Linked DNA regions of Homo sapiens: region 1 is linked to region 2. The links are chromatin loops, found by intact Hi-C in ENCODE. Cell type or tissue: breast epithelium. All regions are shown on one strand. Links, peaks and the distances in the headings refer to the core of each region. The heading gives the core; the rest is flanking DNA. Region 1 holds the start of LINC01475 (long intergenic non-protein coding RNA 1475). Region 2 has its middle 44 kb from the start of GOT1-DT.

Region 1 (2,802 bases), core at 141-2,640, 56 kb before region 2:
TTTGGTATTCGACAGCTCTTGCTTGGCCTAGTCAGTGTGTGATCTTCGGCGTTTCTAAGTCTGTTTTCTCGTCTATAAAACGAAGGCAGTAATACCTTTTTTGGTTGTTGCTAGGGTTGAATGAGGCAAAACATGCCAGAATCTTAGTGCACGGCCTCACGCGTGTTAAGCGCTCAGTACGTGTCAACGACTGCTTTTCTGTATGGGAGGTCAAGCAGTGTTTGTTGACTGCATTGGTGGTGCGTGGCTGGAGTGTGGCACATACTGAGAGCAGGATCTGTCCTCACAAGGGAGGTGACCCAGCCTTGGCAGCCTTCTTTTCCACCTATTGAAATCAGGAGCCTGAATGTAGGCCTTGCCTCTCCGACAGGCTTTTAAAATTTCTCTACCTACACGCCTTCTGGCACCTTCATGAGGCCCTGGTTGTTTTCTGGGGGAGTCTATACAGTCCCCCACAGATTCTGGAAACTCTGAGCTGGAAACTCTGGGACCATCTTCTCCCACAATAGGCATTTGCTCGCTACCAGGCCTAGCCCAGTGAGGAGCAGCGGGCGCTGCTTTGAGGGCCACAGAAAGACCCGTGTGCAGCGCTGGCCTTAAAAAAATAGGGAACGGTTCCAGCTCAACCGTGGCTGTCCTCATCCGGCCCCAGCCAATCCAAGCATTTTTTGGCGGTCAGGATGGCGGAGCTGAAAGAGACCCGTCTCACCTGGAAGGGGCAGGTGAAAGGTGCAGGGACGGTGGACATTGCCTCCGAGCGGCATAAGACACCGGCTGGGAGTGGGTACGAGGGTGGAGGGCTGCCACGCGGGTCCCGCAACGGCGACAGGAGTGGGTGCCCAAGGTTGAAGGGAGAAAGAACAGCCTGTCGGGAGGTGGGAGAGGCGGGGCTCTGCAGAAGGGAGCGGAACTGTTGTGGAGAGGCAGCCCCTGGGTCCGCCCGGGGAGCTGGGATGCCGCGCGGGCCACGTGCGCCCCGGAGTACTTAGGGTAGCGGCGGCCCGCAGGCAGTAGGGAGAGACCCTCTGTGGGCAGGGTCTTGTGCTGGAACCGCCATTCCTCAGCCACAGGGGCGCCCGGTGTCTTTCTGCTTTAAATCCTGAAACTATTGACGCCCCAGGCGGAGACCAGTGTCTACAAACCAGGCGGTGAGTCTGCAGAGGGAGGAATGTGCCTGGTTTTGCCGTGGATCCCGAGCGCTCGGGCACAAAAATTCCGAGGTGGGGGCAGAGGGGTGCACGGCACTGCGGGGTGGCGGACCTCGAGTGTGTGTGCATCACGGTGGCCGCCGAGCATAAAAGCAGGAAGCTGAGCTCCAGCGCCACTTCCCCACCCCACCTCCGGGGCAAAACTGTCTCAGGGGAAATGTTTCTGCTCTCTTCTAGTCCCCAGTTTTCTTCTCCTCGGTGATTTCATGATTCTGGAAAAAGAAAAGGAGAAAGGCTATCGAAACAATCTCTCTCTCCCCAGTTTCCAACCGAAGCCTGCATTTCTCCTTGTTACATTCCCTTGCTTCCCATCTCGCTTCGCTCCTAGGCCTTTCATAAATCTAGCCCAACAATCCAGGTCTTAAAACTGCGACCAGGACAAAGCGCCCCTCCAGCGCCTGATCGCCAATACACGCCCACAGACGCTCTGCAGCCGCCGGAGCCCACCAGGGCGCCTCTGTGAGCTCATGCAGGGGGCTGTCTCCTCCCCACCAGCCGGCCCACGGGTGCCCCTCTACCCCAAATTCCGCCGCCCCAGCCGCTCCCGGGCCAGGTACCTTGCGCCAGGCCTAAGCGGTTGTCTCTTGAGGACCCTGGGCAGGTTGCTCCTCAGTAGGCCACCAGGGCCTGTGAGGACTTCCAGGCGAAGGGGCCTAGCGGGCGGCGCCTAGACCTTATCGCCGCTTCCTTTCCTCATACCCAGCCCAGTGTAGTGCTGTTCCAGCCTGCGGAAAACCTCTATCCGCTACCGCATCCCTAAGGTTGATCTGAGTTTTATGCCCAGAGCAGGAGTTTGGGTTGTCTCCAGCTACCCCCTCAGTATTGTTCAGACTCCCTTGGTCTGGTTCCCCAGTGGCGTGCTTCCCCGCAGGGATCCCCGCCAGGCCAATCTCATCTAGGTGGCCTCCTTTTCCCGCGCGCGCAGCCTGTACCCTCGACGGCCGCGGGCCTGAAAGGAGGAGAACTCGAGAGCCGTAGTTGTACAGCAGCAGTCGCTCCGCAGGAGTCTCTTATCAGAGTGGGATCTGGTTCCAACGCCTATCCAGTTACCATCGCCTTCTGGGGCATTTGCATTCTCTTGTCTGAAAAGTAGATCTTTGAAATCCTCGAGCTGTGCTCTACTAATAATAGGTTTTCGTTCCAGACAGTTTAGCTAATTACTGTCAGATAAAGTAAGTATGGCTGCATCCATGGAAGCGTTTGATTTTATTTTAATCGAGTGTATCTGCCTTCCTACCCTTTCATCACCTCATACATTTATACAAGCTCTCTCCCCCACCCTATGATTAAAGATCATCAGTAAATGGTGGCAAAGTCCTTGAAGGGGAAGTGCTGTATAGATGCCTAAACGTCTGTACCTTTTTTTTTTTTTAAGGAAAACCACATGCTAGCCATTACAATAAATGCATTATCAAATGAAAAATGTGACAATTTTTTGAAAACTGTTAAGTGTTCTCATAGCTGTTATTGTCTACACAAAGATTGCTTAATGCACATATAAATATAGGCAGATAATGGATAATTTTAGTTGTAAATGCCACTGCTTATCCCGTTGTCTCTCAACTTTTCAAATTGTCATTTAATTATGTAACCA
Region 2 (2,802 bases), core at 144-2,643:
TTGCCCAGGGTGGAGTGCAGTGTCACGATCACGGCTCACTGCACCCTCCACCTCCCAGGCTCAGGGACTCTTCCTGCCTCAGCCTCCCAAGTAGCTGGAACTACAGGCACATAACACCACATCCAGCTGATTTTTAATTTTTTTTTTTTTCTATAGAGATGGGATCTCGCTTTGAGATCTCATCTAGTCTCAAACTTTTAGGCTCTAGTGTTCCTCCTGCCTTGGCCTCCCAAAGAACTGGGATCATAGGCATGAACCACCACACCTAAGTGTTATGTTCTTTTGATGAAATGGTTTGACATCTTTATCCCTGATAATACTCTGCTCTGAAATCTATACTGCCTTAACATAGCAACTCCAGGTTCCTTTTGCTAACTGTCGGCATGGAATATCTTTTCCTGTCCCTTTTCTTTTAACCCATATGTGTCTTTAGATTTGAAGTACATTTCTTATAGATAGCATACAGTTGCTTCTTGCTTTAAAAAAATCCAATCTAACTATCTCTGATTTTGAATTGGCTAGGTTTAAATCTATCATCCTTTGCTCTGAGGACTTGACTGGGGGGGGGAATGGGGGGAGGGAACCAATAAATCTATTATCTTGCTATTTATTCCATCTGTTCTTCTACCCCTTCCATCCTTTTCTGCCTTCTTTTGGGTTAATTTTTTTGTGATTCCATTTTATCTCCTTTGTTGCCTTATTATCTATAACAGCTTTTAGTGGTTGCTTTAGGGATTATAGATACATGTCTAGTATATCACAGTTTACTTTCAAATGATATTATTCCACTTTATATTTAGTATAACAACCTTACAATAGTATACTTTCCTTTCTCCCCTCCTGACCTTTGTGTGATTGGTGTCATACATTTTACTTTTACATATGTTATAAACTCCATGCTACGTTGTTATTTTGTTCAGACAATAAATGGGCTTTCAAAGAGACTTAAAGAAGTATAATAAGACATATATTTACCTGTTTCCAGCTTTCTTATTTCTTTGTGTAGATCCATATTTCCATTTGTTATAATCATCTCTCTGTTGGAAGGATTTATTTTAATAATTCTCTTAGTATGATCCTGCTGGTGATGAATTCTTTCAGCTTTCGCTTTAGAAAGATATTTTCACAGGGTATAGAATTCTTGCCTGATACTTTTTTGTCCTTTCAATATTTTAATGATGTTCCTACCTCACAAGGAAGCATTTGCATTGTTTCCAAAACCAAATCTGTCAACCTATCTTTGTTCCTCTGTAAGCAGTGTGTCTTTCTTTCTTTTTTCTGGCTACTTGTAATATTTTCTCTTTATCACTGATTTTGACTAATTTGTTTATGATGTGCCTTGGTGTTATTTTTCATTTGCCTTATACTGGAGGTTCACTGAGCTTCTTGGATCTATGGATTTTCATAATGTTTGGAAAAATATATTTTTGGCCCTCTTCCCTCTCCTTTTCTTGGAGGACTCCAATTATGTGTATATTAGGCTTCTTAAAGAAATTACTAGTGAGGTAAAGTGGCTCATGCCTATAATCCCAGCATTTTGGGAGGCTGAGTGAAGCAGGTGGATCACTTAAGCCTAGGAGTTCAAGACCAGCCTGGGCAACATGGCAAAACCCCATCTCTACAAAAAATGTAAAAATTAGCCAAGTGTGGTGTCATGTACCTGTTGTCTCAGCTACTTGGGGGGCTGAGGTGGGTGGATTACTTGAGCCCAGGAGATTGAGGCTGCAGTAAGCCAAAATCATCGTGCCACAGCACTCTTGCCTGGGTGACAGGGCAAGACTCTGTCTTTAAAAAAGAAAGAAAGAAAGAAATTACTGATTCTCTGTTTTTATTTTTATTTATTTATTTAATTTTGTCAGATCTAATGGTGGGATGTTTTTAAAATACTATATTTTCTTTGTTCCATTTTGGATAGTCCTATTGCTCTATCTTCAATGTCACTAATCTTTGCTTGCTGTGTTTAATTTGCCACTAATATCATCCAGATTATTTTTTATCTCACATATTGTTTTCATGTCTACAAATGTGATTTAGATTTTTAAAAAATATATATTCTTGCTACAGCTGAACAAAAAAGAATTTAAAAATGGGCAAAAAGTTGAATAGACATTTCTCCAAAGATGATATACAAATGGCCAATTAGCATATGAAAAGATCCTAAACATCACTAATCATTAGGGAGATGCAAATGAAAAATACGGTGAGGCCCGCATGGTGGCTTACACCTGTAATCCCAGCACTTTGGGAGGCCGAGGCGGGCGGATCACCTGACGTTGGGAGTTTGAGACCAGCCTGACTAACATGGAGAAACCCTGTCTCTACTAAAAAAAAATACAGATGTGTTGGTGCATGCCTGTAATTCCAGCTACTTGGGAGGCTGAGGCAGGAGAATCGCTTGAACCCGGGAGCCACCTCCCGGGCAACTAGAGCGAAAGTCCGTCTCAAAAACAAACAAACAAAAAGAAGAACACAGTGAGATATTACCTTATATTCATGAGGATGGGTACTATCAGAAAGACCTAAGTTTACCTACATAACAAAACTGCACATGTACCCTGAACCAAAATAAAAGTAAATTAAAAAAAAAAAGACCTAAATAAACAGAAAAAAAAAATTGCTGGTCAGGATGGGAGAAATTGAAATGCTTGTTTACTATTGATGAGAATGTAAAATGGTGTTGCCACTATAAAAAATAGCAGGGTGGTTTCTTAGAAATTAAAAATAGAATTACCATATGATAGTAATTCCTCCTCTGGACATATATCCAAAAGAATCTAGGCCAAGCAATATCAAAAAGAGATA

Evidence for each region. Peaks named below come from ENCODE experiments on the same cell type or tissue, not always from the same donor. Only the 100,000 strongest peaks of a DNase experiment are listed, where the experiment ranks them.
Region 1: a loop joins it to region 2, with 15 times the contacts of the local background. A loop is called at or near these places in 6 of 110 quality-filtered maps.

The regions. Positions count from the first base shown.
Region 1 is chr10:99,529,358-99,532,159 of GRCh38, reverse strand. It overlaps LINC01475 (long intergenic non-protein coding RNA 1475), which reads left to right and starts at 983. Exons shown (of 5, transcript NR_120618.1): 1 at 983-1,148. In breast epithelium, for the core only: no CTCF peak of the experiment used is centred there; no DNase peak of the experiment used is centred there; H3K4me3 peaks cover 340 bases; H3K27me3 peaks cover 2,500 bases.
Region 2 is chr10:99,473,630-99,476,431 of GRCh38, reverse strand. No RefSeq gene overlaps it. Among named protein-coding and RNA genes, the nearest start is that of GOT1-DT, 44 kb to the right of the region's middle. In breast epithelium, for the core only: no CTCF peak of the experiment used is centred there; no DNase peak of the experiment used is centred there.